Regions from separate parts of the Homo sapiens genome. Here region 1 is linked to region 2. Evidence: chromatin loops called from intact Hi-C (ENCODE). Cell type or tissue: MCF 10A. All regions are shown on one strand. Links, peaks and the distances in the headings refer to the core of each region. The heading gives the core; the rest is flanking DNA.

Region 1 (16,836 bases), core at 5,755-13,754, 90 kb before region 2:
CTCTTCCAAAGGCTGTTTTATAGCAGTGCATCATAACCTATTAACTGATTCCAAATGTGAGACCTATAGGAAGCTTTGGATTGTTACACATAAAAATGCCAAGTCATTTTCTTAAGATAAATTCATAGTAATGGAAAAAGGAAAAATATAAAATAAAAATCATTAGTTCCTAAGGAAAAAAAAGCTATTATTATGATGTTATAAATGTTTCTAGTAATCCCAATTATTCAATTGCCTGGACATAGCAAGATTTACTAAGCTTCTAGTAGCTACAAGAGTACATTAAAACAAATTCCTAGAAGCAGCTTATAATGTTAATTTTGTTCACAGTGTCACATAACTCGTGGAAAATTGGCCAATATTCAAGGCCATTAGCAATGTCTGAGAATCCATTGTCCTTTCTCTGTCAATGCTGATTCTGTCCTTTTTCAGGTGTATTTGCTAATTTGATTTAGTTATACCTCAACAGCATTTCACTGCTGCTTTAAGTTGCTTTCTTCAATTACTAAGGCATTTGAATATTTATTTTTATATGGGGGGGTTATATTCTCTAAATGAGTCCTAAGAACATTTCCATTAAGCATGCCATTCTTGTTAAATGTGCTGTATCTGGTACAAGTTGTCACCTAACTTTATATTGTGCTAATGGTGATTTTCTCCCTCCTAGATATGGTTTCACTTTTGATATTCTTAGAAAAGCCTTCTTGCTTTAAGATAATAAAAGTATCAGAATTTCACTTTGCTGTTTATGATTTCTTATTATTTCCTTTTAATTCATTTTCTATATTTGAAAGGTGAAGTTATTTAATTATTTTTGCTTCTCCGTTTTCAAGCAAGCTTTTAAAATAGGACTGCTGTTTGAATATTGAATACACTGTTTTGAGTTTCTCCCTGATCATAAACACCTTCTTCATGATATAAAAAGAAATCACATATATTTTGATCAATTTTATGTATTTAAGGGTACTTAAAGTACCCTTAACATGTGTAACATAACAAAATACTCACTGTGTTCTTTAGCTCACTGGCAGTGTGATGAAAACAAGTAAATGGATACATAAACAGAGTTGGCACCTTGACTTACCTTGTGAATGACGCTCTATCTGCACAGATCTCAGGAGCCATTATGATTAACTGACAATGAAAAGGTAATTTCTAACTGATTTGCCCAGGGTGGGAGCTAGAAGGTTGATTTTATTAATCAAAGAGGCATATTTTATCCAATATTTGTCTGTACTTACAGAAATGTGTAGAGTTCTTTCACTTCCAATTTTACAAAAACAAGTAGAGATGGAACACCTATTCTGCAATGAAAATTACAGACAATTGGTGATAAAGACTCGTACAATGGACTGTGAAGCATTTAAGGTCTATTCAAGTATGTGTCTTCTGTTCCTTCTCATTAAAGAACTAATGATATTTCTTCATCACAGTGGCTAGAATTTTACTGATCCTGAATTTCTTTCCTTTTAGCTTCTCACAATGAAACTCAGATATAAATTTCTTATTTTAGGATCTTGATTTTCAATGTCAGACAATTCTTAGTTTATTTCATGGTGAGGCAAATGTTTCGGTAATTATGCACCACTCTGTCTTCAAGACTGGAGTGCAAGGGACTGCCTTTGCTTGGCAACTGGTTTTTTTTTTTTTCTGTAGAAACAGCAGTTCACAGTATGGCAATGTGTGGGGCGGGTGGAGGGCTAGTCCTCTTTTATAGGATTAGTCACTCCTGTCTGTGGTCTCAGGAATCTAGGTTCCTGGTGGCTTCGCATCGGCAGGCTTGGTATACATATGGCATCAGGAAATCTACTAGGCAACAACTTCCCTAACATTTTATATGACAACACTAGCTTTTTTTTTCTCACAAACATACCAGTTTTACTATTTAAATCTGAGTAGTTGGCTTATAGAAGTATAGCTCTGCCAGAACCCAGCACTGCCCTAAACCATCTTGAATGAACGATGAATCCTCGGGGGTCAGGGCTGGTCCATGTTCTCTGACAGTTCACATTATTAAAGAAAATGTTTTGTGTTCATTTCTGTCAAATTAAAATACTTCCTAATATGTCAAGCAATTGCTTGTTTCGGGTATCTGTCAGATTTGCCATTGCTGCTAGATTAAGGTCAAAGTTGACAACTGAGCAAACATTGATAACATTTCCCAATAAGCAAGGGGATGATCCTGACAGCCTATTTTAGGTTGGAATCTTATTTCTTACCTTATTCAACTTCAGCCACTTAAATATTGTACAAAGTGGGAACACAGCTGCTAAATGTATAAAAAGGCAAGTTTGATATTTAACAAAGATTAGGTTATTTAAAAACATTCTATCTACCATGATTATAGTCCGGAGAACCGTTACAAATTCAAGCCAAGTGTCTACAAATATTTAATCCACGTGCATCTAGCAGAGAAGAAGCGGTTTCCAAAGTATGTTTGTTATAAGCACACATCTGTTGGTTACACATGACTAGTTTATCCTATCTTGGGTCTGATTATGTAAAAATATTTGCACCATCTGTTATTATCCTAGAATGTTAGTATGGGCAAGTTCATTAAAATTTTAAGATACTGTCCTCGCCTTACAAAAATAAAATAATTTTGTAGAATTAAGGGCAATGCTATCTTAAAAAATAATTGCATGTACTTTGTAATGAAGATAACATTTGTGGATTACTCACTGAAGCTCACATTCAGAGTTATTCAGAGGAGACTTGTTCAAAGTCACCTCTAAGATGCTACAATTGATTTTCATGCAAATGCCATGTTATAAGATTTAATAGCAAAAGGGAAATGTTTCACAAATTAAAGGGAGAAATTCATTTCCAAGTAGTTCAACACATTTGTTGATTAAATTACTTTCAATAGGGTGACTCTATTTTCAAGGTCAAAGAATTTGTAGCAGAGTAAAAAGAGACTCTTCCTCAAAAATGATAACTATTAAATGTGTGCATTTATTACTAGGAAATCTCTAAAGCACTTGAGGCCACCAAATAATTTATTTTTATTTTCATCATATGATATTGTCAAGACACAATTATAACAAATTTAGTTAAATGACCTAGGTGGCTTTGATTTTTTATTCATTAATCAGGTAGCATCTCATCTAAAAATAGAGAGGTGCTATAGTGGGCATGACAGACAGGTGGCTTTCATAAGGTAGCTTGAGCAAGAACCAGGAAACAGCACAAAACAAAAAGTGGATTACTATCAGATCACTTCAGGACATTTTCTTTGTAAGAGCTAAAGCAGAGGGGATTCCTTATCATGCCTGTTTAAAAGTGGCCTGTTTGGGGATTTGACTACCGTCTCTCTTGATTTCTCAGAAGGTCAAATAAACAACTTGGTTTTGCTTTGGTGATGTGGGTCTTTAGCATTAGTGACTCCATTTTGGTTTGGCACATTGGGGCCTAGTGCAGGAGCTCAGTCCAAATTAACAGCCTTCTGTATTTTCTATTTAACAATCTCATTTATACTCTTAAGCACATTTCTAAAGATAGCCTTAGAAAGACCTGTTAGTTTTCTTAACTTTATTTTTAAGAAATAAAGATACTTAATCTGAAACTCTACTTCTATATTGGTTGGATATATTTGTTGTTTTTGTACCTGAAATAAAATGTGTACATTCAACTCTAAATGCAATCACAGTTTGGGTCTATAAAGTTGCTCATGCATAATAGTTTCTCTTCTAAAACGTCCTGAAGGCTGCCGAGTTCCAATGACCCATGTAGATAGCAGTTTCCACATTGAATTCTTTCTCTTTGTGCAAATACCAGGAGAATCTCTGGATTACAAAGGACTGGGTAAGCAGAGCTTCATCAAAAGGAATATTCTACTTGGCAGTACATATGTGAAGTAACTCTAGTCAGAGCAGAGAGAGTTCAATTTTTTTGTATTCTTAAAAACAGCAACAAAATGTTATTTTTTTCTTTTTCACCTTTTGATATCTTCCCAAATTGTATGGAGATTCAGAAGACTAATGCGATTGGATGATTTTCTACCACTTGGTACATCAGTTGTGGTAATTAGTGTGCAATAATATCTTTAGAATTAATGAATGGGCACTTGCATACTGTTTTTTTTTTAATTTAAAATTACTTTAAAAGTTCAGTTTCTTCAGTTTTATCCTACATTCTAAACATTTGAGAGGAAAAGTTACCGATAATTTTGCATTATTATATCATCTCAAATATTAAAACTATTTACAAACATTCATAGATCATAACACCTCGAACTATTTAGGCAGAGAAAAACTCTTAATTTGATAGAGAAATTATTTATTGCTTTAAAAATTGATTGAAAATAATTTGATGTTAATAACACAATTTCTGTATTATAATGGTAACCATTATAATGAAAGAAATCATTTTCTTTTTCAAAATTAATGATGTTCAGAATGTCACTGTATGTACGTACTACTCAGTAACATATAGGAGACTGTAAGAAAACAAAGTTTCTTTTGAACTACTTTTGCTGATTTCTTGCACTTTTTTAATTTAGATGAAATTCACATAGCATACAGTTAACCATCATAAAGTGTACAATTCAGTGGCAGTCACTGCATTCAAAATGCTGTGCAGCCTCCACCTCTCTCTAATGTCAAATATTTTCATCACTCACGAGTTCATCCCATACACATTTCTGCCTCACCCTATCTCCTGGCAACTTCTAACATGCTGCCTCATTTCTAAAGGGTTTGCCCATCCTGGATATTTATATTCATGTAAAAGGAATCATTCACTATCTGACCTTTTGTGTCTGGCTTATTTTACTTAGCATATGCTTTTGAGGTTCATCCAAATTGTAGCATGTGTCAGTACTCCATTATTTTTGAAAGATGAAAATATTCCATTGTATTTATATACCATGATATGTCTATCCACTCATCTGTTGACGGACCTCTGGGACAGGCACCTTTTGGCTGTTATAAATAATGCTGCTATAAAATTTGTGTATAACTTTCATACAGATGTGAGTTTTCCTCTTTCTCAAGTATATGCCTAGGAGTGGAATAGCTGAGTCGTACAGCAGTTCTATGTTTAACTTTTTGAGGAATTGCCCAAATCTCTTTCATAATGGCTATTTCATTTTACATTCTCAACAGCAGTATGTGAGAGTTCCTGTTTCTCCATGTCCTCCCAAACACTTATCATTTTACCTTATTTTGATTTTAACACACTCTACTAGGTATGGAGTGGTATCTCATTGTGGTTTTGACTTGCTTTTCCTTCATCAACAATGATGTCGAACATGGCCTTTTGTTTTGTTTTGTTTTGTTTTTGGTTTTGGTTTTTTGGTTTTTTTTTCTTTTACCCGGGGTCTCACTCTGTCACCCAGGCTAGCTCACTGCAACCTCCGCCTCACAGGCTCAAGTGATTCTCCCATGTCACCTTCCCAAGTAGCTGGAACCACAGGCATGCACCACCATGCCTGGCTAACTGAACATCTTTTCATATGCTTTCTGGCCATTTGGATATTTTCTTTAGACAGTTGTCTATTCAAGTCATTTGTTCATATTTTATAAGTTGGATTGCTTGTCTTTTTGCTACTGAAAGAGTTCTTTGTATATTCTGGATACTAAACCCATATAAGGTACACGATTTACAAGTATTTTTCCTCCCTGTCTGTAGGTTGTCTTTTCACTTTCCTGATAATGTCCTTTGATGCTCGACAGCTTTTAATTTTTATGAAGTGCAATCATCTATCATGTTTTCTTTTATTGTTCATGACTTGGGGTCAAATTTTGGAATCTATTGCTAAGTAGAGACCATATAGATTTACCCCTGTGTTCTCTTCTAAAGGTTTTACAGTGTTAGTTTTTATATTTATGTTGTTGATCCATTTTGAAATAATTTTTGTAGATGAAGCGAGGTTAGTGGTTCACTTTCATTATTTTACATTCTTTACCTCATTGTATAGTCTTTGCACTCTGTTGGCCATAGACTTTTAGATTTATTTTTTGACTCAATTCTTTCTCACTAGTCTGTATGTCTATTCAGTACCACTTGATATTGATTATTGTAGTTTTGTAGTACCATTTAAAGTCAGAAAATGTGAGTCCTGCAACTTTATTTATCTTTTTCAGTATTGTTTTTGCTATTTGAGACCCCTTGTAATTCTACAAGGGTAGACTAAATGAACCACTTATTATTACAAAAGGGAAAAGTGGCAGGCATTACCTGGCCTTCAAACTGAGCATGTGAGGACAGGCTGCATGTTGCTTCTTATCATCATTTGATGATGATATCTTCAAATTTTGAATTTGATTTTTTTTGTTATTTTGGCTATAGTATATTTAATATTGATTTTGTCTTATCCAGATTTGAGCACACATTCTTAGTTATCTGCTTCTTTTTGTTTTCAAAGTATGTTCTCTTGATTATAGCATTTTTGCTAAGGGGGTATTTATTATAATTATTTTTAAAGCTTAAAAACTCCAAAGTAAAAATTAGGCTAAACCTATATCTGTTGAAGAATAGGTGCTATGACCATATCTTAGCCAGAAGTTAGCACTTCCCTGGCTAATTCTGAATGCCACAGCAAATGTATAGGAATACCACTTACCTGAGCCTTGCCATGAGCCCCTTGATTGTAGAGGAATTCCTTCCCCCAAGCACATGCACTGCTGGAACTGTGGGACAGCAAAGAGCAGAAGTAAACTGAAAATATCCTTTACGTATTCAGATCTCCTTAGCTTGCATTCACACTAGTCAAGACCATCTATATTTCAAATATGGGATGAAGACAAATGACTCTATGTAAAGGTCAGATAAAAGTAATTAAAAAGTCATATATAAATAAAGAGATTGCAGTTATGGAGAGCTGTATTACTTTAAGAAATCAGACTAGGTTCTTCTTTTATAACAATTTCTTCAGCAAAATAAGAAATTTTTAGAAATTTTGCCATAATGGAGAACAGCTGACTACTATAAAAAAGGAAACAGTCTAAGAACAGAAAAATTACACAATGGCTTTATATAAAACTATGTTGGACCAATGGACATTAAGCTGGATGCTAAGAAACAGATCAGAGAAAAAATTTTAAAAGTTAAATATGTTAGAATAAAAAGTATAATAAATTAATGAGAGCATAGTTAAAACAAGAACATCTATTCTGCATAAACTAGAAATGTAAATTAAAAGAAGAATAAAACTAGTAACAACTTTACGGAGCAGGAGGAAACAGTAAATTTACAGTTTGAAAGAGATGAGCAATCAATATTAAGTATACTAACATGAACACACAACTTGGTGAAAATTTGCAATTTCAAGAATAAAATGAAAATTTTTTAAAGCATATAATCAGAAAACATGGTGTCTTATTTTTTTCACCATCATGTTGCCAGAACAACACAGCATCAAACAATAGTTGGCGCCTAATAAATATTTTGAATATTTCTTAATTGAATGAATGAATGAATGAATGAATGAAGTTAAAGTCAGAAGGACATCACGCCTAACACAAATCACACTGAGATCCAAATACAGAGATACGTGAATTCTTGTGGCCCTATAATTATATAGCCAGGTAGATATTACTTGAGGGGAAAACGTGTCCAAAATCAAAGATATAAACTCAGGACAACTAGCTAATGAATCTTCCTGAGAAAAAAAGTCCCTCAGAAAAGCTTCCTGAAAAAATAAGTTACAAAAAGAGACACAACACCATATGAGGAGAAAACCAAGGTGAAGAGTAACGAGTGACAAAGTAATAAAGCTTTAGAGTGAAAGATGTTACAATTAAACAACCTAAGACTTGAATCAAGCATTTTAGTTGAAGGAAAATGGTTGTATAATGGAACCCTGTTACAAAAGACAAAAAATAACATTTGGGAATGTGTCTTATTTTGTTTGCTATTTTCCATATTAATATTAATACTAAAATAAACAGCGTTGTAAAAATAGTGGTAAGTAGTAAACGTCGGTCTGAGCGTTTGACCCCATTAGTGCCTCTCTTGTCTTCTTTCATTTGGAACAGTTTCCTTGTCTTTCCCTGTCTTTAATAACTGGAGCATCTTTGAAGAACACAGTCTGGTTCCCATGTATAATGTGCCTCAATTCAGGTGTAGCTGGTGTTTTATGCTGAGAAATTAAGTAATTTAGTTGAAAAAAAATGGTTGTGTAATAGAACCCTGTTATAAAGCACAAAAAAATAATAAATAACTGGAAACACTTTTTCCATATTAATATTAATACTAAAGTTTTAATGCAGGTTTGCATTTCCGATAGGAATACCACAGGCATTCCTATCGGAGATGCATTCTGCTCAGCACGTCTTATCCAGACGCACCTTTCTCCTCCTGGTTAAGGTAGTGTCAGTCAGATTTCCTCACTGTAAAGTTATTAATAAGTATGTCATAATTAATCAGTATTAATTATCTGTGAGTCAGTACTTTGAAGCTATGTCAACATCGTGTTCCTCATCCAACATTCACCCAGGTGCTGCGTGAAGGTCAAGAGACTTGGGAAGCAGATTCTGAGATGGGGACATGCACATACCAAGATGTAGGAGGAGGACGGGCAGAGGGAGAGGTTGAGCCGTGAGGCGTCCCCAAAGGGAGCCTCAGCCTGTCCCGCGGAGGTCGCAGCCTGGATGCTTGCCTCCTTCCAGTTGTCCTGAATGGGGTGAAGGGGCCAGGCCTTTCTCCAGCCCCCACTGACCTGTCACTGGAGGTGGGCTGCCTCTGGAGAGAGGGCGTCACCTTGGCCGTGGTGGTTCTTTTCACTGTAGAATAATCCTCCAAAAAGGAAATCCCCAAGTTCATAGCTGTCAACACCCCCAGTGCCTAGACCCAAGAAATCTGGGTCCTGGAGGGGAGGTAAAATCTGGATGGCACACCCCAGAGCTATTACAGAGGGTAGAATATGCCTGAAAGCCAGAAAGATATGCACAAGGGAAGGGGCCACCACAGTGGCACTGCACGCAGAGAGCACTGTGGACACAGATGCATCAGAGACAAGTCCTATTTGTCAATGTCAGCCCAGTCTCAGTTCTGGACTTCTCTTCATGGTAACTTACCACAAAAGCAAAACTTCGCTTTAAACACTTGCTAACAAAGTGCTGACCCCTGAATTTGTTATGTTTGTTGTGAACTAATTTATCTGTGGTAAGGGGGCAAGATGAGGATAGAAAAATCACAAATGAGAATATTTTGTAATACTCAGAGGAACACACAGGAAGAAAAACTGGTGCTCAGGGGGTCTAATAATTGCAATTTCCTTGCTAATTGCCTTCAGGGGTAAAAATGTCATCTTCATGCATAATAAATTTTTAAAAATCAATATTTAAGACCTCATCAGAAAGATGTATCACTGAGTAACATGAATATCTCTGCTGACTCTGGGGCAATTTGTTGCTATTTGGGGGCCTTTGACTGTAAAATGCTGAGATAAATAAGTGCTTATGAAGTCTGCAAATTCCAATCAGAAAATTAGGCAGAGTTAACATGACATCTTTTTAAAAAGTCTTGTTATGGTTTCTGTACAGGAATATTTGGTCATCTGTGTTTAAATTAAATGGGGCTCTAGTGTTTAAGCCTTTGATCGTCCCGTTTCATATTACATTTTGGAGAGGATAATATATTTTAATATGTCCACAGAATCAAAATGAACTACAGGTTGAATATGTTTATGAGCATTGACCAGTGCCTAATTCAATAGTTCTCAAAGTTTATGCTTTTCTGAGTCCTTTGAATTGTTAGATTGTATCTATTATTATTTTACTGTACCAGAAGTGAAAATAAACACATTTTCTAAATATTTATTTATAAATTACTGAAAATTAATTATCATTACATGTTACCATAAAAAGCATATTTTAAAAAATAAGCATACTTTCTAAAAAAAAAAGTATATATAACTTCTGCACTGAGAAGAAAATTCAGCCTCATGCAGGCATAGAGACAAATTTTCAATTAAGCCATTTCTTTTAAAATAATTGTACATTTACATGCAGATGCTAGAAGTAATATAGAGAGACCCCGTATACCCTTTACCCAGTTCCCCCCAATGGTAACATCTTGCAAAACCATAGCACAATATCACAGCCAAGACATTGACAATGAGGTCAAGATGCAGAATATTTCACAACAACAAATATTCTCCCTTTCTATAAAATGCCATTTTAAGAATATTATGTAAGTGGACTGTAACATTTTGGGATCAGCTATTTTCACTTGACATAGTTTTCTGGAGACTCATCAGGTTGTGTATGAACTAATGGTTTGTCCCTTTTTATTGCTGACTATTAGTCAGTGTTATGGGTGTACCACAGTGTGCTTTGAAGAACATCTGGACTGCTTCCAGAGTTTTGCTATGATGAATAAAACTGCTAAAAACATTAGTGTACAGGCTTTCTGTGAACTGGTGAGTCATATGATAATCACATATGAAAATCACAGTTTTTAGAAACTGCCAAATTTTTTTCCAGAGTGGCTGTTTTATTTTCCATTTCCAACAGCAATTTATGAGTAATATAGTTGTATTAGTCCGTTCTCACAGTGCTATACAGAATTACCTGAGACTGGGTAATTCATGAAGGAAACAGGTTTAATTGACTCACAGTTCCACAGGAAGCATGGCTGGGAGGCCTCAGGAAACACAGTCATGGTGGAAGGCAAAGGAGAAGCAAACATGTCTTACCATGGCAAAGCAGGAGAGAGAGAGAAATGAGGGCGAAGTGCCACACACTTTTAAACCCTCAGATCTCGTGAGAACTCACTCACTATCACAAGAACAGCAAGGGGGAAATCCATCCCCATGATCCATCCACCTCCCACCTGGCCCCTCCTCCAATTCAACATGAGATTTGAGCAGGAACACAAATCCAAGCAATATCACTAGTTTTCCTTCATCTCCATCACCATTTGCTGTAGTCACAGTTTTTATTTTAACCAGGCTAAAAGTTATGTAACAATATCTCATTGTGGTTTTAACTAGCATTTTTCTAATGGCTAATAATATTCGACATCATTTCATGTGCTTATTTGTCATCTCTATATTCTTATCACTGAAATACTTGTTCATGTATTTTGCCCATCTTCTAATTGGATTGTTTTATTGTTTACTGTTGAGTTTAGATAATTTATTTTATATATTCTAGATACTAGTTCTCTGTTGGACATGTGATCCACAAATATTTCTCTGTCTGTAGCTTGTCCTTTCATCTTTAAATATGATCTTTTACACAGTAAAACTTTTTAATTTTAATGAAATTCTATTTATTAGTTTTTCTTTTATGGATCATGTTTTTGGTGTTAAATCTAAGAATTCTATGCCAAGTAGTAGATCCTGAAGGCTTTCTCTCATGATTTTTCCCCTAAATGTTTTATAGTTTTACATTTTACACTTAAGTCTGTGATTCATTTTGAGTTAATCTTTGTATAATAGTTTTGTAAAGTATTAATTTTTATATAATTTCTGATGTGACCTAGGTGGAGCTGCCGCTAATTCTTCATTTATTCCTTTATTTGCCTCTGGATGTACAATTACCCCAGCTCCATTTATTGAAAAAGCTAAGGTGCTTCCTTTGAATTGCTTTTGAATTTTTGCCAAACTTGGTTTGGGTATGTTTGCTTGGGCCTACTTCTGGATTCTCTATTCTGTTCCCTTGATCTGTGTATGTCTCCTTCCACAAATACACACAGTCTTTATTACTGTATATTTTCACATTGGGTAGACTGATTCCTCCCACTTTATTTTACTTTTTTATTTTTTTAGCTACCCTAATACCTTTTTCAAAATTGTTTTAGTTATCCTAGTTTCTTTGCTTCTTCATATATATTTCATAATAACTTGTTTTATAAAAAATATTTCTGGTATTTGGACAGGAACTGTGTTAAATCGGTATATCTTTTTTTAACGAGTTGACATCTTTACTATGCTAAATCTTCCATTACATAATCATGGAATAGTCCACATTTATTTAAATCTTGAATTTCTTTTATCAGTGTTTTATAGTTTTCAGCATATAATTTGTGTATAAGTATTGTTGGATTTGCACCTTGTATTAGGCTGTTGCAAAACTGCATTATTATAAACAAAGACCAGAGACTGGGTAATTTATAATAAAAGAGGTTTAATGGCTCACAGTTCTGCAGGCTGTACAAGAAGCATAACAGCATCAGCTTCTGGGGAGGTCTCAGGAAGCTCACAATCATGGCAGAAGGTGAACCAGGAACAGGCATGTTACATGGCCAAAACAGGAGCAAAAGACAGAAAGTACACATGGGTGTGGTTAATGCCATATACTTGAAAACAACCAGATTTTGTGTGAACAGAGTGAGAACTCACTTCTCACTAAGTGGAAAGCCCAAGCCACTCATGAGGGATCCACCCGCGTCATCCAAAACCTCCCAACAGGCCCACTTCCAACACTGAGGATTACATTTCAACATGAGATTTGGACAGGGACAAATAGCCAAACTCTATCACACCTATTTCATGTTTTAAACTGTGTTGAATGATATTATTATAATTTCAAGGTCCACATGTTCACAGCTGCTGTATAGAAACGTTGTTGAACTTGGATTTTGTGGCTTTGCTGAACTCAATAGTTCTAGGATTTATTGTACAGATTCCTTGGTATTTTCTCTGTAGATGACCACGTCATCTGTAGAGACAGTTTCTTTCTGTTGAATCTGTGTGACTTTTTTCTTGACCTACTGCCTGGGTTAGAACTCTAGTCTTGACTCTCGCCATGAGGTCTCCCTTGGCACCACCCAGCAGGAGGCTGAAAGGTACCTTATTGCAGCCTCTTTAGGGTGGGGGACTATTCTCCCCACTCAGCCTTTGTGGCTCAGGTAGGAGGTAGGAGTGGAGCCACTGTGTGTTCTGTGATGTTTGGCTGGAGTAGCCATTATCATCTAAAAGCACTCTGTCTTGCTAGGCTGCTCCTTTCTTCATCCACTGGCTAAAGACAACCAGCTTTGTTGAGGGGTTGGGGGTTTTCTCTCTGTGCCAGTTATCAGCTTGTTCAGCACAGAGGCAACAAGAAAATCCAGAGAACACAGGCTCATGTCATTCCATGTGTCCTGAGGTCCCTAGCCAGTCTCAGCCTTTCAGAATCTTCTACAGGTCTCTGTGGATTGGTATGTCATGGCTTGTTTTATATATGTATACCCCAGGGCTTCTGTGGGAACACAGTGGGAAGGAATAACAAAACGTGTGTCTACTTCATCTTCCAGGAGGGGAGGTCTCAGAGTTGAGGATATTTTGAAGATATTATCAGATATTTATTTCCTCATTCCTTGTTTTCAAAAAATGAGACCAAGTAAAATACTCATTTAGCAAATAATGTGGTGAGATCATTTTGTGCAAGTGAGAATTGATGAATGTTCTTTATCATCCATACCTATTATATTCTGAGAACAAATCATTTCAGAAAGTGTTTATTTAAAGATTAAAAATCGGCCAGGCGCGGTGGCTCACGCCTGTAATCCCAGCACCTTGGGAGGCCAAGGAGGGCGGATCATGAGGTTAGGAGATCGAGACCATCCTGACTAACATGGTGAAACCCCCTCTCTAATAAAAATACAAAAAATTAGCCGTGCATGGTGGCGGGCGCCTGTAGTCCCAGCTACTCGGGAGGCTGAGGCAGGAGAATGGCGTGAATCCAGAAGGCAGAGCTTGCAGTGAGCGGAGATCGCGCCACTGCACTCCAGCCTGGGCAACAGAGCGTGGCGCCGTCTCAAACAAAACAAAACAAAACAACGACAACAACAAAAAAAGATTAAAAATCCATGAAATGTGTTTTTTACGTAAATATTATTCTTTCTAATATTACATAAGAAAATGTTTGATAATTTGAATTTATAAAATTTATAGGTAAAAGGCAGTTGGATTTAAAAGCATATAATAATCAAAACGGAATTTGGTCACTTTAGGGTTTGTGTAAATCAGGAATAGGCTTCTGGGTTAATCTTTCAGTCAACATAACAACATATATCTTGATTCTTATTCAGTGTTGCCATTGAATCCTTACAATATAAACCTGATGTTATCAGGGAACTATATTACCTTTTTTAAAAAATCATTGTAGCTAATGTTATAATTTTTCAACACAGATACTTATCTTTTAATGAAATTATGATTTGAGTAAGTGCAAAAAGATAAGGAAATGTCTCTTAATACAAAATGGCATGTTAATGTCAGTGAATAAACATCAATACTTAACCAAGTTCTCTAAAGCATTAATATAAACAGAGATGCAGTAGCTTATATGTGATTGCAATTTGAATTAATTTTGACATGTATCCTTCTAATAGCACTTTAAGTTTTATTTTTGAAGTGACTAAATAAGTATATTAGAACCGTTTCCCGAATCTTTGAATTCTGTGCCTTCTTTTTCACTTCTTATCTACATTAGAAAAGGAAAAGCCAATTTCCTTCCAGGATTTTCTCCTTGCTCAAGTTTACCCAAGAGAGAAGAGGAATGATATAATGATCAATAGACACTGCTGTTCCTATACTGTAATTATAAAAGTCTCTGATATTTATGTTCACATAAAGAGGGCAACCTTTGAAATGTGCCCTGAGGAAACATTAAAAATAGAAAGGGTATGGGACAGGACAAGAGAGCTGCAGAGAAAAAGAGAAAGGGAAAGAGAAACCAGCAGGGGAAAGACAAGAGCAGGAGAGGGGAAGAGGCAGGAAGAGGTGTTCGCAATCACAAGCCTGGGAATCGAACCAGGAACCCAGTCCCTGGAAGCTGAGGGTTAAGAAGGAAAAGGGGAAGAGAGATTAGTGTAGAGGATGAAAAGATAAGAATGACAAGGACCACCAACACCGAATCCTTCTTTATACCCTACAATAACAGGCATGCAGCAAAATTTTCTCTTTAGGGTGTGTTTCTTCCTGGAATCACATCCTGGGGTGTGTCTGCCAAAGTTACAGTTCTTGTTATTTCCCAGAAAAAGAACTGGTATTTCAAATCCAAGACCTCCTGGTAGGGCATTGCTAAGGGGATTGGTGTTTCTGGCTGGGCTTTTCCTGATCTGACCCCCAATCTTCCCATGTCCCCACATCATGCAGTGAGAGAGGGCTTCTCAACCCAAGGGGCCATGTCAAGAGAACCTAGCTGGTTCACCAACCTGGTCACAAAAACATTACACCTTCATTTTCACTAACTTGACTTTATGGGGTAACATCACTAAAGACTGATTCAGGAGCCTGAACTTCCCCAAAAGAGGCCCCCAGTCCATCCTTGTTGACCCCAGACCCCAACTCCATGTCAGTGAAGACCCTATTGGTACTGGGCCTCCACCACCCCCACACAGCAGTCTCAAGGAGCACACAACCACAACTGCTATGGAAAATGAGGATAAGAAGTCAGGATTTTCCAGAGTTGGGGAGGATCTTTTTTTCCTAACTGCAATACAGACAAGATTTTAAAAACCAAAATAATAACCAGTGGCCTATATTTCTCATACTCTGAAATATAATAGCAACATTGTGGGAATAAAGCAGGAAAACATAGGACTATGTCATGTATTTTATCACAGCTTGGAAACCTCAGTTCTAAGCCACTCAAAGAACAGGCAGCCACCTGAAAATTTAGGAGTACTGCCTCTCTCGCATCTTGCTGGAAATGTCCTGTCCAGGCCACAGGACACCAGAAAGAAAGAGATTAGTGGTTATTTAGTCCACCCCGAGATATATAGTCTAGAAGACTGGGAGGAGTGCATACACATTATATGTAGATTTTCATGCACTGAATTTTGTTGAAAAATTAGAGAATCCCTCATAGTTTGAGTATATTAGCTTTATTTCTTATTGATGAAACAGGTAGTGAACAAGGGAAGATTTTATCGTAAGGTTGGGCAGAGCTGTATTCTACACCTGAGATGAAAGTGGAACTGTCCAGGCTTGATGGCTCACGCCTCTAATCCCAGAACTTTGGGAGGCCAAGGCGGGTGGATCACTTGAGGTCAGGAGTTCGAGAACAGGCTGGCCAAAATGATGAAACCCCATATCTACTAAAAATACAAAAATTAGCCAGGTGTGGTGGTGCACACCCTTAATCCCAGCTACTCGGGAGGCTGAAGCCCAAGAATAGCTTGAACCTGGGTGATGGAGGTTGCAATGAACTGAGATCACACCACTGCACTCCAGCCTGGGCAAAAGAGCAAGATTCAGTTTAAAAAAAAAAAAGTGGGACTAATTTGTTATAGGCTGAAATAATGGGACAGAGAGCAGATGTCTTCAAATGTGCAGTCCCGGTTCTCTTTGTGTTCTGTGGAGAGATGTGCTTGGCCACAGCCCGTCAGGACTCACTATGGATTTGTACCTCGTCAGAGGGACACTTCGCCCCTGTGCCTTCTCTTTTGGAGGGGCACACCGGATAGTCACCTGCAGAGATACACTAGTCATTCCAGGGTCAGATGCAAAGCTGTATGACTTTAGGTGTCCTCTAGTAGCACAGGAAGTTATAGGAACAGGGTCTGTCTCATCAAGCTCATTTCTATGCAACCCCAGATGAGTCTTTTGATGTAATTGACCAAATACCACTTTTTACCATCAATCCATATCGTTGTCAAACATGATTCTACTGGAGCCACAAATTTGTTGACCTCTCTTTATCTAAAGTAAAGGAGGGAGGGCTAGTTGCCTCAACCCACCTTTGTTTTCTGCATAAACCAAGTGGGCTCTAACTGAATTTGTGTCCTAATGCAAACAGCACTTTTCCAGTTGTTGAGCAGGCTAGACCTAGGCCAGCTTCTGCCTGAGCAATGGTGAAAAGATAGGTTCCACCCAGAGGGGAGGAAGCTCCAGATGATGGGTGGAGGTGGGGCCAAGGTAAGTTCAGCCCTGCTGGGAAGCCACATCACCTCCTTTCC
Region 2 (16,836 bases), core at 4,200-12,199:
AAAATGGCTTTTAGTCAGTGAGCATTAGGAGTTGAAGAAAATGAGTTCATCTTTGGCTGAGAAGTCAATAGGATTCTGCTGCTTACTTTTTTTTTTAATGCCTCTAAAGCTTTCATTCTCAAAATGCATGGGAATAAGCCATTTAGAAAGTGCATCAGTAACAAAATCTTATAGGGCTGTGTATACACATACTTGGTAAAATCTACCTATGATTTTTGAAAATATTTATTAAATTCCAAAACTCAATTCTCTAAAGGTATAAGGCCAATATTAATAATTTTCATTTGATACCAAGAAACACCTTATATCAAACTTGATAAAGGAGTTACTCTCTGAACTAGGAAAATCAAATCTAATTTTCAGTGACCTAAAATTAAGAAAAAAATAGATCACCATTAGCACTAAGTTTGTGTAAAATACAAAATGTCAAATGTATGAATCAGCCTGATATAATTAAGACCTCTGCTCCATGGAACTATTAAAGTAGAAATACACAAACATAAGTCAACAAGCAAATTGTACATTGTAAACTATCATACCCATGTAAACTATACACACCCATGCATACACACACATTCATAAACAATGTTCCAGAGAAAAACACATGCTTCAATAAACAGCAAATCATAAAATTTAGTTTGCTTTTTCAGTAGCAAATGAAAATATATAGAACTTCAGGAAATGAGAAAGTTGGAGGATTCTTGAAGAGGCCTTGAGTTGTCTTTTAGGGATGAATCATCTCCCCAAATTCGTGAACACAGAAATACCCCATGGATTTTTACTCATAGTCTGCTGGCCACACAAGGGAAGAGGAGATATGAGATTGTAGGATAGTAGCAGGTACAAAACTGGTACAGGTTGAATAGCCCAAATCCAAAAAACCCAAGTCTGAAATGTTACAAAAGTCTAAACTTTTTGACTACTGACAAGACGATCTCAAAAAAAATACTCACTGGAACAATTCAGATTTTGGATTTTTGGATTCAGAATACCCAACCAGGAAGTATAATGCAAACATTCCAAAATAAAAAAAAAAATCCAAAATTCAAAATACTTCTGGTGTTAAGCATTGGATAAGAAACAGTCATCCTTTCCTTTACATTTAATAATGGAAAATAAAATGTTTCCTCTAAATTGCCTAGTATTGTTGTACATTATTTTAAATCTGCCATTCCACTGTGGCCTAACGTCCTCAAGCCAAGGTTGATAAAAATGCTAAATATTAACTTAAATTACAAAATACATTACAGATAGAGTCAATGTCCACATCATGTCTCTGTAGAAGCGAGCTGTTAACAGGCACTGGTGGGATGCCTTGCCCTTAAGAGGCTACAGTCTGATGTGAGTTGCTTTATTCTCATCCCGCAAACATCCAGTCCTCTCCAGACACTTGTACTCAGGAATGTGTCTAGGTTTAGCGGGTCCGCCGAAGCTTACACAATTTAAAGAAAACAGCTTCAAACTGGTCAACAAAATTATAACACATCTTAAAACATGTCGCCTTTTGAAACCTAGCATCTGGCTGCGTGCATTTCCAGCTTTGTGACTCCTCCGCTCCACATCCGTCCAGCCCCAGCCCTGGAGGACACACCCTTACTGCCACGCCATCTTTGTTTCCTGACCTGGTGACACCAGCTTACCCTCTCTTAGTCATCTGGTCTCCTCTTCAACTTTGCCTCAAACTTACACAGACAATTCTGGACTTCCAGATATTTGGATTTTAGAGTTTTGCACATTAGAACCCACAGATGCCACCAGCGTACCTTCTGTCTTCTGTTGTTGATTTCACACGACTTCCTGGAGACCTGATGGCCAGACTCGCCTCTGATGGAAAGCAACTGACCTCAATTGACTGAGCAGGAATGCCTGCAACTGGCAGGATAGAACATGTGGCCCAACGCTGAGCACATCTTCCGCATATGTCCTCTGCATGTGGCTTGTGAATAATGCTGTTTGGGATCTGATCTATTTACTGGTTGTTCCACATGAGTATATGCAGTTTTCCTTCTCTGAACCTGATGTCATTACTTCACTGTCATAGCTTTACCTGGCTGGCTGCCTCCTGTCACACTAGCCCATGCACTGGTCACAGAAATACATTTGGGCTAGAAAAAAACCAAGACCTTGAGTAAGCAATTGCTCCAATGGCTAAATCTTGGGCAAGGCTTTCTCCTGGGACTTATTGCTGGAAAATTACACCAGACCTTCTCTACTTAGGTTTGAAAATATTCTTTTGATTTTCATTTTTACCACTATTTAATAAAAATTCTGCCCCAAACCAAAGCAACTCAGTTTTAACAATCTGTTAGTACTGAAAACTCGTATACTTTTAAAATGTCCGAAGGTACCTCTTTTATGAGTCAGGCAATATCAAAAAGTGTATGTCTCAATATAATCAAATATGTTCTTTAAAGAATTTTAGAAAAGTTAGTGGAACAAACAAACAAATGCTGTTTTCAATAACATTGTAATGGAAGTTGAACGTTTTTATAGTTTCTTTTTTTCTAATAGTGATTCCATCAATAGCATCCATGTATATCATCTAACTTAATCTTCACCTCAACTCTGGGACTCAGTGAAGGATGATACAACCTCCAATAACATCATTCTCTTGATATTTCGAGAATAATATTTTGCAGGTATTATCTGTGCAGTTCAACAGCTTTAGCAAAAGATTTACCTCTTTCAGCAGAGCAGAAATTTAGCCTGACAAAAGTGGGGAGGTAGAGAATTAGTGTGAAAAAAGTTTCCCCTTTCCTTTCTCAATTTAAAGGAAGGGTCACAGAATATGGGTCTGAATGAGAGTCACATAGTTTTGAATTTCATTTGGAGCCCCAAACACCACAAGCTGTATACCCTTCAATCAAAAAGAAAATTATAACTCTGAGCTGCATTTCTATCAGAGAAAAGCAAATGTTGTGATTTTTGCACTGAAATCAAATTTAGCTGGAATGATTCAATAAAATGATGGTATCATTATAAATGTTGCACTCTTTCTTAAAGTTTGATTAGTCTAGACACCTGAGTTGAAAAATGACTGTTGCCTGATACTTCAAAGCACACTTGACAACTTTGATTAAATATTTATGTTAAATGTAGATGACTTAAAATGAAATGTGTTCCAATCAAGACACTAGCAAGCAGAACATATGTAACTTGTCAGCGTTAGAGCTCTGGTTTCGGGCAGTTTGATTTGAGGTTCAGCCAACTCCAGAGGTACAGTCAACTCCAGAGGTGCAGCTCTCCAACTTCCACTACTTAAATGGGGGTCACAGCAGGTCTGCGTTTCACGTGGCAGTATCCAAGCAACTCAATATCCAGTAATTCCCTGGAATTGTTGAAAAGAATAAAAAGTAAGCAAGGAGCAGCTTGTTGTATTCTCTCTTTCCTCCTTGTATTACAACCATAAACCCCCATATATGCTCTCTCGTAAACAAGATTTTAGAGCACCGTCGAGGGCAACTCTCTTAATCTTTTAAAATGTTTTTAAAACGTTTGTAATTCCAGTTCTTATTCCTAATTACTTGAGAATTTATATGTGTCTGTTCAATTCAAAACAACCCTATTGCATTTTCTTTTGAAGTAAGCTATCCATAACATATTTGCATTTATGTTCTGAGAGAAATAATTAATATCACCTTAATTGCTGAAGTCAGGAAATTGGAAGCCATGTTTAGCTTCCCTTTGTCATTCCTCCCACACTCTAGCTGGTGGGAAGCATCATCAAGCCTATCTGACATGCTTTGTATCTGTCATCCTCCGGACCAGCCCTGAACCAGACTGGCTCTCCATGGCCTTGCATCAGCCTAGACTGTGGTGCCAATTCTAACTCATGCCTTAGCTTGTGTGCATCTCTACACCACCACAATCTAGCCACACATTCCAGAAAGATCTTAAGTAAATCAAATCTGACATTTTGGTTGCTTTGAATCTACATTCATTAATTCTAAAGGCATTGCTTACATTTTATCATTCTTTTTTTGCTTTTTATCTTTGTATCATATTTTACAGAGATAAGTATGCAATTTTTGTTTTGATTACACTTACTGAAAAAATACATGCTTACTTCACAGAAAATCCAATGACAATTATTTTTAAAAGTGAAAACTGGGCTGGGCACAGTGGCTCATGCCTGTAATACCAGCACTTTGGGAGGCCAAGGCGGGTGAATCACTTGAGGTTAAGAGTTCGAGACCAGCGTGGCCAACATGGTGAAACCCGGTCACTACCAAAAATACAAAAAATTAGCTGGGTGTGGTGGCGGGCACCTGTAATCCTAGCTACTCAGGAGGCTGAGGCAGGAGAATCACTTGAACCCGGGAGGCAGAGGTTGCAGTGAGCCAAGGTTTTGCCATTGCACTCCAGCCTGGGTGACAAGAGCAAAAGTCTGTCTCAAAAAAAAAATTAAATTAAATAAGTAAATAAATAAATACAATATTTTTTAAAGTGAAAACTGAATGACCTCTACCTTGTACTCACTCAAGATTAATCAGTGTTAACAGAGTATTATCTATCTCCCAGGGATTAAAATTTATTCAATGGCTTCCCATTGCTGACAGCATAAATCATACCCTCGGAATTCGTTTTTGGACCTTCCCTCTCTTTTTCCTTGCAAAGTGGAGCACAGACTGGAATGGGAGGAAAATGCACAATGTGTTTGAACTTTTGCCTCTGTTTACTGCACCCATTTATTTCTCAAACTTGAGATTAAACAACACTTCCTCTAGCAAAGTTTTCCTATTGGCTTCTCTTAGGGCTTTTTGTTTAAAAGAAAAGCAGATACTCAAGCCATCACTAGTTGGGCACTAGCAGTTACTTTCAGGATATACAGGTTATTTGAAAATAAAGCTTCAATTATGATAGATTTCATGGAAGCTGCAATTAGCATTGAGACAGCATCATCATCCTTTTTCCTGGTGTCTCCATTTTTATCTTATGTCATCTCTGATGCTCTCTGAAGCCACGCCCTTTTCAGTAGTTGAAAACCTTTTATTTGCTGCTTTCTCATAATGCCAATTGGTACGTAAATTTGATTGTCTTGGCCCTGGCTTAAAGCTACACATGCTTCTGCCTTTTGCCTTCCTGGTTGCTTACCAGCTTTTGTATTTCCCAACTGAAAATTACTGCAAAAAATACTTTGGGTACAATATATACTTTTTTCCTTTTAGGTCACAAGATGTACATTGCTGGCCTCAGCTGGATTTTCCCAGGGTCAGGTGCCCATTCCTACCTAATCAAAGGTAAGGATGAAGTTGGCCTTCTGTGTGAGCCGGTGGGGGAGGGGATGAGATGGTTAACTTCATGTGTCAACTCATCCAGGTTATGGGGTCAAGTTCTTTGGTCAAACACTAATCCAAATGCTGCTCTGAAGGCATTTTATAAATGTTACAATCAATTGACTTTAAGTAAAATAAAAATCATCCTTGATAATGCAGATGAGCTTCATTCAATCAGTCAAAGACCTTAAGAGCAAAAACTGGGGTTTTCAGAGAAGAAGGATTTCTGCCTCCAGACCTTACCACAGAAATCCTGCTGAGTTCCCAGATGCCAGACTACCTTACAGATGTGGGACTTGCCAGTCCCACAACCGCATAAGCCAATCTGATCCTGAAAATATCTACCTATCTATCTATCTATCTACCTATCTATCTATCTGTGTCTATTTTTCTATCTGTCCATTTCTATCTGTCTCTGTCTATCTCTATCTATCTGTCTATCTGTGTCTATTTGTCTATCTGTCCATCTATCTCTCTATCTCTATCTGTCTCTGTGTCTATTTGTCTATCTATATCTGTCTCTCTATCTCTATCTGTGTCTGTCTATCTATATCTATCTATCTATCTATCTCTATCTGTCTGTGTATCTGTCTGTGTCTCATTGTCTGTCTATCTATCTATTTCTATCTCTGTCTGTGGTCAATCTGTGTCCAGTTGTCTATCTATCTGTCTATCTATCTATCTATCTGTGTCTATTTTTCTATCTGTCCATCTCTATCTATCTCTATCTGTCTGTGTCTATTTGTCTATCTGTCCATCTATCTCTCTATTTCTATCTATCTATCTATCTATCTATCTCTGTGTCTATTTGTCTACCTATCTATATCTATCTGTCTATCTCTATCTCTATCTGTGTCTATCTATATCTATCTATCTCTGTCTGTCTATCTATCTGTGTCTCATTTTCTGTCTATCTATCTATCTATCATCTATCTATCTATCTATCTATCTATCTATCTATCTATCTATCTATCTCTATCTCTGTCTGTGGTCAATCTATCTGTGTCCAGTTGTCTATCTATCTATCTATCTATCTGCCTATCTATCTATCTATCTATCTGTCTGTCTATCTGTGAAGATCACATCTATCCTACTGCTGCTGTTTCTCTGGAGACCTTTGACTGATATGTAATTTCTATTTCAAGGGCTATAGTGGGTTGGCACCATAGAGCATTTCTTTGACAGTGTTCTGTTGTGTTAACAAGGTAATGTAAACTGCCATTACAAAATAACCCAAAAGGTCAGCTCCAACAATGGAGATGGATGCCTTGCACACATAGGGCCACTGCATGTGTTCCTGGTGAGGAGTTGGCTTCCACGCACTGTGAGGTGCTCAGGCCTCTCCCATCACGGGGCTTTGCCTTCTCCTAAAGCCTTGGTATCCTTCCATCCAGCTGTCGGATGAGGAAAGAGGGTGGATGGGCACCTCTTCCATTAGGCTCCCTGGCGCAGAAGTGATACACTTCAATTCTCTTCATGTTCCATTGATGTAACAGGTCATGAGTCCTCACACGTTTTCAAGAGTTTGGAAAATGATCTCCCTTGCCAGACTGCCAATCTTCAAAGGGAGTTCTATATGTGGAAGAAAAAGAAAAAATTTATGTGCATTTACCCTGTTTAATACACTCATCATATATAGTATTTTTGCAACAGCAAAAATAACACTCTTAATTTAGTATGTAATTATATATGTCATATACTTAATATACAAAATATTTTCCTTGCTAACCTATACGATTTCAAATGCCTGGAACAATAGATAATTCATGTGATTACTTGAGAGTATGTAAATTTTAATATGTTAACATATACTGGCAAAGTTCTAAAAGTTGCGATTTTATGGGAGGCCAAATTATGTACATATTAGTTTGTCTGAAGACTTGAGCCAAAAGGAAACTAATACACTTCTGAGCTACAATATGGACATAATGTCATGAAGCAGGAACATTATGCTCCATTTCAGGACACTTCTGCTGACCTGCACCTAGAATACCCTGTTCTGTGCTGATGACTCAGATGTAAGAATGATGAAGTGCATCGGCTGGCATGCAGAGAACAATAAGAAAAAGAACTGAGTTGTGGGAAGACATGAGGAAAGGACATGAGGCTCTTAATAACAGCTGCCAAGTACTGCAGTCGGGAATCTGGAGCAAAGTGATTCAATTCTGACCACTGCCTGTGAGTAAATGGGATTTTATTTTTCAATACTTTTGTTTAATAGTACCTCCTTCATTACATGTGAACAGCACTCCAGGACAGTAAATCATGAAATGGGAATAAAGCCTGTAATTTTAATTAACATATTTTAAAATGTTTCTAATTTGTATGCATTTGATCAAATTTTCATTTGCATTGAGCTATTTTTTTTCTTTCTCATGTAATGTTTGACATTACCATTTCTTTCTTTAATGAAATACTAATATTTAATAAAATATATTACATCCTTAATATGACTTGTCAGGAATTTTTCTTCCTCAAACATTTGTGTGATGAAAACGAAACCTCGCTGCACATGGAATCTCAGCTGACAAGTAAAAAGAAGCATTTTTGTATTAGCGATATCTTGTTCCCTCTTGCAACGTTTCCTTCCTCTCACCTCCATGTGACCAAAATAAATGATCAGAGTGGTTCATCCTCACTACTGTCTCCCTTGCAGTGCAGCCTCTGTAACCATGCTCTGGGCAAGCAGGTACTCATCTGGGGACAGGCTCCAGTAATGGAGCATGCAATGCAAAAACTGGCATTAAAACTACATCGGGCATGGTGGCTCACACCTGTAATCCCAGCACTTTAGGAGGCAGAGGGGTGGGCCACCTGAGGTCAGGAGTTTGAGACCAGCCTGACCAACATGGTGAAATCCCATCTCTACTAAAAATACAAAATTAGCAGGGTGTGGTGGCAGGCACCTGTAATCCCAGCTACTTGGGAGGCTAAGGCAGGATAATCATTTGAATCTGGGAAGCGGAGGTTGCAGTGAGCCGAGATCACACCACTGGACTCCAGCCTGGACAACAAGAGCAAAACTCTATCTGAAAAGAAAAAAAAACAAAAACAAAAACAAACAAAAACTACATCACCTGCAGAGATGCTTTCTAAATATTCTTTTTTTTTTGTTTTGGTCAGATATAAAACACATGTATCTGCTCATTTCATTGCAAATAGAGGTTCTAACTGGTCTTGACTCTGTGCTCAATGCCCACAAAGCCATTCTGCACTCTTCTGTGCACAGGCATCAACTCCTCATTCAGTCAGCCAGCCAGGCATGTGAACAGATAGCTCACCAAACAACGTGCAACACAGTGTCCCCACCAGGAGATCTCTATGAGCAAGGATCATGTTGAATTTTTTTAGTATTCCTTGCACTTTGTGGGCACTCAATTAATGCCTTTTTGCCATAAGTGGTAGTTAATAAATGCACCTAAAATTTCAGTATAAAAAAACTACTATTCTTAGGCTTTTAGTGATGAGCTTCCTCAACAAACCTTCCCTCCCATCAGTGAGTGCTTCCCTTCGATCTGCACCTCCCAGTGTCTTGAAAGGAAAAAGAGACTGACTAATGCCCCCATCCAAAAGTCTCTCCTCATTTCATCTCACTTAACATTTCTGCAGAGTTTGCCAAATGCAGCTATTCCTTTTCCTAAAGCAGGATGCGGGAGGGGACGTAAATAGAGATTAGAAAGAAGAAAAATATTCTTACCATGTTGGGGGGCTGGATTTATGTGAAATCCAAAGTGAATCAGTCATTACAGGGCTTGGCACATAGTAATTTTTCCAAAAATGTTACCACTAGTAGTATTTTGTGATCATTAAAGATGCCAGAAACATGTATGCCTCCTTGCTTTTAGCCATGTGGTTATTAGCGCTTGAGATGTACTTTTGCTTACATTTAACGTGTCAAAAATATGCTTCTCTTTAAAGGAACAATCAAAATGTCACTTCCTTTGATTACTTCCTTCATCCCCTTTATGGGGAAAATTATTGGTTTCTTCCTTAACTCTGTTGTTTCCAATGGAAATGATAATGCTAAACCTTCAGCCATGAGAAGTGAGGTATAAAGTCATGGTGATTTACAACATCTGTCTTCTCTCCTACATTAACTGCAGGAGGGAGTAAGTCTAGCAGGGAGGCAGGCTTGGTCTCCCAGTTGCTGAAACACAAAATATTGAGGTAAGATTACAGTTTTTATTTTTAAAAAGTCAGAATTTTGCTTTGTTTTTACATTACGTGATGCTGTATGTTCAACGCATAAGTAAGAAAAATACAAAATTTTAATTTTCAATTTTTAATGTCTTTAGATTAATTTTTAATCTCATTGCAATTGTATGTATATGCATATGTATATGTATTAGGTATGTACATATGAAATACATGTTATACATTTGTATTTATTATGCATATGTAATTTATATATACATATACTATATATGAGATATATATACATTCGTGTACTATATATTGTACATATCTTTTATGTGTATATTATATGTATATGCTCATGCATATTTGTATGTGCACCAACAGCATATTCTCTACATTTCTGCATGAGCTTTTAAAACCAATTACTATGGGCCGGGCGCGGTGGCTCATGCCTGTAATCCCAGCACTTTGGGAGGCTGAGGTGGACAGATCAAGAGGTCAGGAGATCGAGACCATCCTGGCCAACTTGGTGAAACCCCATCTCTACTAAAAATACAAAAATTAGCTGGGAGTGGCTGCAGGCACCTGTAATCCCAGCTACTCAGGAGGCTGAGGCAGGAGAAACTCGTTTTCCACATGGATGTTGTGCAAGTCTCCTTCTGGTTTTTAGTGGCTGGGTTGGTGGTGGGCACACTGGGTGGGGAGGACGACAGGCAGGTCTACCAACCACCTAGGGATACTCATCTCCCCGTGGAAGTCAGTGTATTTGCCAATTAATCTTCTACTTATCCATTGATACATCTTTGTTGAGTCCTGTTCTTGATGCTAAAACATTAGCAGTGAATAAGACAAAAAAATCTCTTCTTTCAGAGAATTTATTTGAGAATTACATACAGTGAGTACTGTGAATAAAAGTAAATACAAACAAGCAAAATAATTTTAAATAGAAGCAAAGGCCATGAAGGAAATGGTTTCAGGGGCCATTATCACACCGTGGTGATAAGGTGAGAAATAAAATGTATTGAGAAAGTGTTTTAAATAACATATTTTTAAATAATTTTTTCAAGGCTAATTCTACCTGCTAGGTTACAGCTTATGGTGAAAATTGGATGCAGATAGCAGAAGAGAACTCAAAGAATATCACCAATACAGAAAGCCAATAGTGTTTACCCTTCTGGGCTGTTGTCAGGATGTCTGGTTAAGTGAAGCTTGTGTCCTCTGGACTGTGGACCACGGAAGACAGGAAGACCTGTGAGTTGCAAATAAAATCCTTGTCCCCCACCCATTGAATGGGCTCCCTCTTGACCAAAGGGATCCCATAGAAACCTTAAAATGAGTTCCCAGCCATGATGGGAAGGGAGGTTGGATACAGCTCATTATAACACCCCCTTATGGAGTTTAGACAAAACTGCCCAGAATTAATGTTAAAATAGATATTATAAGACCAATTGAATGGATTTCATGTGACAATAAGATACCAGATTATAACCAAGATGTAAGGTGATGCCAGACCAGGGTAAGTCCTGCCTGCAGGCCATCAGTCTGGCTAAACAAGGCATTTTGACCCAGCATCTTGTGGCTGACTCTGACTTAAGATCCTAATCTTAGATATTCCTTTCTGCTGACAGCAAGTTTTAGAGAGAGTCTTACTCCTTTAACCAGCTGAAAATTAAAGAATTTTTGAATCCAATTATAACCTGTAAGCTTCCACTTTAAGGTATCCTACCTTTTTAGGCCGAGCCAATGTATACATTCTACATACTGACTTACGTCACTCCTGCTTCCCTGAAATGTATAAAACCAAACTGTAATCTGACCACCATATTTTAAATAGTGTATTTAAAAGAGGTTTAAAATAAACTTTTCTAAAATATTTTAGAGTATAGCTTTTCTGTTAACAGATCTCACCAAGGAGGAAAACTAAGGAGGTAAACATTGTGATGATGATGCAATTCGCTCAGGTTCCTACAGACAGCTCTGTGTATGTTAAAGCTGACAGAATTCTATCAGCCCCACCATGGCTTAGTGCAGGCAATAAGCATTTCATTTTGAATTTAAACTTGTACTTAGAAAAATATATGTATTCGGTTGACCATATGAAGTTTCCATTACTGTAGGTCAAAATCAGTCCAATACTGGTCACTGCATGTGACTCAGCCTCATGTGTTTGCATTTAAATGGCTCCACTGCCTGCTCAGAATGGTATCCCCTAGCAAAGGCCAAGTCCTTTGGCTTCATAAGTAAGCTCCATATTTCCTAGTTACTTCCTCTTTTTAAAGATATCGCTAAATAGGGCTGGAAGAATGCAAAATTTAGAGCTGGAGACGGAAACATAGTTTAAATTGCCTTTCTTTGGAAAGAAGAAAATCTGCATGGAGTTGGCGAGGGAAGAATAGGAAATGAAAGAGATGGGTCTAGAAGGCTTTGACGGCTTTTCCCTGAATCCAGAGGGAGAAAGGTGACAGAACTGGCGGCTAAGAAGCTGAAAGGAGCAACTATGGAGAAGAAAGACTCCTAAATGAGATGTGAGAGGAGAGGCGCTGTGGTAGTTGTGAGGTTAACCCCCGTCCTTCCACCCTTCGAGATCTGTACTCAGTTCTGCATGATCAGGGATGCTCTTGTGCAGGCTGAGCCTGGTTAGGAGAAACGGAAAGAGAAGGTGGCATGGCCATGTGAGAAACACACATAGAAAGAGGGATTCACTTGCATGGACAGAGTATCTGTCTCTTCCTGCCCCTACCAATGAAATATGGGAGCGATAGTTTTGAGAGTGCCTAATTATTTGCCACCTGGGACATTCGCATATCAGAGTCAGTACAGTTTTAAGGAAAAAGATTCAAGCCCCTTTACTTAACATTTTAAACCAGATGTCTAAACATGCATTAATTAATAAAAAGGAGAATTGACTAGGCTTGTTTTTCATATATCTAGAAAAATAGATGATTAACATTTTGGAATGAACTAGGATTTTATTCGAGTAATTACTTATTCACAATGCATTATACATCCTGGAAGTAATAGCTCCATAAAAGCCGTTCATTTCCGCTTTTTCCCTAGCCGTGTGACTGGCTGGCTGGTGTTTCCGGTGGGCGTGGGTGTGTCTGGATGCTCATATGTAGAGAGGGCTGCTCATAACTCGGGAGACGCCTCAGCTCCCTCCTCCTTCTTCCCTCTTACTTTCCCTTTCCCTTTCCCTGTGTTTCTCTCCTCCCTCTTTTACACTTAAAACAGCCACTACTATTCTTCTAACTTCTTGTACAAAGTATCCATGAGCATTTGTACCTCTGTGTTTTATTTATTTGTTGCCGGTTCAGAGGAAATGAGAGAACTTTGTTGATGTTCGTGTCTCTGTTTTATCTTCATTTAATCATATTAACCAGTGAAGAGTGTTTAGTTTATTTTTTTCAGGGCCATTTGATTATGAAAAAAAGTAATGACATGATTTCACCTATTCTGTATTCAGGGCCACATTTACTTCCCCACTTGCATTGCTATTTTTGAAAAAAGATTGGTAATTTTAAATTATTCCTTGTATTGGAGAAATATCAACAATATATAATTTTTTATTCGGCAAACAGCATTTAAGTTTTTATCTAACCGAGAATGTAAGAGATGATTACAAAAATCTTAGTAACTGAAAAGGGATGTGTTATTATATCAGTGATCCTAGGAAGAATATTGTGTTTTCAATGGCTATGGTGCCTTACTGCATGTAAAATGTTATTACACTTTATTAAAAGTTACAAAGGGTGTGTTCAGTTGAAAGCACTATCAACTATCCTTTGACAAATCTGGTGGATCATACCAGTATTTTGCAGTGTGTCATGTTTGACACAAGGGGCCAAACAGAAGTTAAAATATAAAGATATGTTAATCTCTATTAGTGTAAAGGAGGTGCAAAATAAAATAGTTTGCTGAATAAGTTAGCCTAAATGAAGTAGTCTGAAAGCAATCCAATAACCCTGGAATTTATATGTTCCCGATTTATTAAGTAGTTCACAAGGTCTGATATTTAAGAAAATTTAATATAATTATTAGCATTCTGAGATATCTGCATTTGAGTTATTATAACTCAAATGTATTTAGAGTTGTAATCAAATAATTAAAATATGACTGCATAAGTGGGGACTATTTCAGGACTTAAGATACTGGTTTGAAAATGTACATATGTGAATACCATAGTCTCTAAAATATAAGACATTGAACTACTAAACCATTCATTCATACATACACACATTAATTCAGTGGAGTGTGTCTAGGTACTAAAGAAGCTGTGGTGAGCAAACTGTACATTCTCTGCCTTCATAAGGCTCACAGATTTATTATGGAGACAGTAATTTAATAGTGCTATAAATAGTAATGCTACAAAAGAGAAGTATATGGTGCTGCAAGAACACATAGTGGAACCTCCTACTCATGACATGCAGCCTACCAGACACCTCCAGCTTAGCTCAAAGAAGGAAACCTTTAAGTTCCATATTTCATATACCCATTACAGTATTCAGTCACTCAAACCTCAGTGTTGAGACAACATTGTAACAACCCACAACCCATCAGAGGCAATGGGAGGATAGTCAGAAGAATCAGAACAAGTCTTCAGCCTTTACTGGCAACTGGGAGGAATTATAACTGGAATTTCCAGCCACAGTTTTGCCATGATCTTGTAGGCGCCTGGGAATCTTATGAGATGCAGCATTTGTCCACTAATAGTGAGAAAGTTTTCAGATGGGTCTTAAATATGACCTAGATCTAAATATATATCACCCCAAATGCCAGAAGAATACACAAATTTGAAGAATCTCAGCTGAGACTGTAAGCCTCCGTGATCTTTGTAAATGGAAGTAACAAAAATGGTTTAAGACAAAAGAAGATGCTTGATATCCCTGGAAGGTAGACACATGGACCATGGTGAAGACTACCTCCTTGACAAAGAGGAGGGAAGAAGACTGATGGCTGCAGTAACCAGAGGAAGCTGCTGGACCAGTATTCCTGAGTTGCACACAGGAAAATGCCCTGAAATTCCACTCTAGCACTTTTGTTATCAAGCTTCCCCAACAGAAAGCACTGTTCTGGGAGAACATACCGCAACCATTTTTCTTTATAGAGGACATCTGCCAAAGGTTGACCTTGTCAGCGGCTACATTTTGAAAAATAATTAAGATGGAGAAAGCTTCCTCCACTTATATAGAGATAGCAAGTAAAAAATTCTTGCTAAAATTATAAATTGCTGATCTCTTCTCCTACCAAGTTAGGCCATTAGTGTATTTACCACAGCTTTATGTATTTTCCCCCCATTTATCAGATTGTGTGTGTGCAGTGTGTGTGTTCGGGGGGATCTGTCAGCATACCTTGTCAGTCGAGAAGTTTTACTGTCAACTCAGACAAGTTTCAAACATTGTACAGATTCACAGAGAAGCAAATTGGTTTTCTGGCCCCAGAAGACTCCCTGGGTTGTATTATATGAGTATAGGGAAGGCAAGCTCAGGTTGATCGATTAGTGGGAGATTGCAGGGGCACTTCTGTAGTGCAGACTAAAACAGGAACCTTCCTAGAATGGCAGGGAGCTTGTGAATCAAGTCTTCCTGGATTAAAAGTCATCGCAGACTATAAATTCCCAGGACCAATTCAAATATGTGAATATCATATAATTCATTAGAAATGACTACTGGATCATTTGGTTTTATGGGTTCCATGTTAGTTAGGAAGATACAATTTAAGAGGAAGATGAAAGTATATATACAATGTCTTCATTTATTAATAAAATAAAATTCACAAAAAGTTACAATATTTTATGTTATATATTAGTCATTGAGTACCCAATAAAAGAAAATTTTCAAAAAAAAATAACTTTTTACAAGTAGAAACAGACTTTATTTGGAAACATGAAATACATACATTTTGTCTCTTACCTGGAAGCATTATCAATATTTAAAGATAGCATTTAAAAATGTTGTGTATGGTACCCACTTTCTCAAAGTAAATGTGTTTGCAAGAAATACACTATTTATTAGACAGGCTCTAAAGAGTAAAAATCAAACAAGTAAACAAATAACACAATTATGTTGAAAAACAAAGGGTATCCAGTAAAAGAGAATAACTAGGTATTGTATTCAGTCTTATTCAGATTAGTGAATAGATAGTTTTGTTTTCAATTATTCAATGATATAATAAAATAATAATTTTAACTTTAATCATGTGTGTTTTACATGCCATTTTAAACAATATGAACATTGACAGAGTTAATATAGAAATTTGTCTCAAGCTATGCTGACTGGAGATGGAGTAATATGGAGAACAAGTTCATTTATTATACTCAAGAGATTAAATTCTTCAAGTCCTAAACCTACTGCAAAAAGCCCTTATGTTTTATTCCTGGTTATAGTTCAAATCAATTGAACTAGTGGATAAATAATTAATGCTTCTTGTAAATAATTCAAGGGATTTATTTGGCTAGTATCACATTTCTTCTATGTGAGTGATTCTCTATGTTGTTGGTTATATGACCAAATTCTAACATCTCGAAAGAACAAAACACTTCTAGAGATGTACCTATTAAAAATAATTCAAGTTATTCTGTCAAATATGTATAAACTTGTATATTTTTCTTCATTAAAGCATTTATTAAGTTAATACCTCTACATATATAAACGAAGTTTTAAAGACAAATATCTGTCTATAGGAATATACTTGTAATTGATTTACTTCAAAGAAAATAAAAAATAATTCTGTGCAAATTTGTTATACCTATACTTTTATTTAATTTGTGACCAAAAAAAAATCCAACTTCATTGATCCCCTAAAAATCACCTCTTTTTTATGTTTTTATCATGTGAACATTTGATAAAGAAAATATTACTTGACCACAAAACAGATATACACTTGGACTTAAGAAGGGGAGAATGGAAACAATTGCAATCCAGGGAAAATAAATTGTATAAACAACAACATAGGAGAACATACAGGTGGATACATTCAGGAGCTGCTGCATAATAACTGTCATGGAGTCTTGGGCTGCCAGTTGATTCCAAAGCCTGTGGAAGGAATGGCCCAGCTTGATCTCCTCGTAGGAGGGCCTGAGTGCTGTCTGCTCACTGGAAAGCATCCAGAGGAGAAGCATTCCTAGGACCCATCAGTCACAAATAAGCTCTGCCTCAGAAACCTGCAGGAGGTGGATTCCATGAAAGAGACTGACATTAGCTAAAGGAGGTCAGAAGGACCCTAGTTGAGATAAGTGGCTTCAAGTATCTCAGGCCTAGTGTAGGGATCTGATTTCAAAAAGAAATAGATAGAGTATATATTATACAGGCTTTTCCAGGGTAAGTACAATTCCTTCTCCCAGTATTGCAACTGTAGTGACAAAGAAATACATGATTCTTAGTCTCAGTTTTGGTTTATTTTTATTTTTATTTATTTATTTATTTTT

Evidence for each region. Hi-C counts contacts between places; a loop is a spot of excess contacts. Peaks named below come from ENCODE experiments on the same cell type or tissue, not always from the same donor. Only the 100,000 strongest peaks of a DNase experiment are listed, where the experiment ranks them.
Region 1: it touches region 2 in a loop (2.6-fold over the local background); 1 of 110 quality-filtered maps calls a loop at or near these places.

The regions. Positions count from the first base shown.
Region 1 is chr7:54,250,754-54,267,589 of GRCh38, forward strand. No RefSeq gene overlaps it. Among named protein-coding and RNA genes, the nearest start is that of LINC01445, 72 kb to the right of the region's middle. In MCF 10A, for the core only: no CTCF peak of the experiment used is centred there; a DNase peak (open chromatin) is centred at 10,288.
Region 2 is chr7:54,342,126-54,358,961 of GRCh38, forward strand. It overlaps LINC01445 (long intergenic non-protein coding RNA 1445), which reads left to right. Exons shown (of 3, transcript NR_120516.1): 2 at 5,169-5,240; 3 at 7,240-7,720. Among named protein-coding and RNA genes, the nearest start is that of LINC01445, 20 kb to the left of the region's middle. In MCF 10A, for the core only: no CTCF peak of the experiment used is centred there; a DNase peak (open chromatin) is centred at 7,336.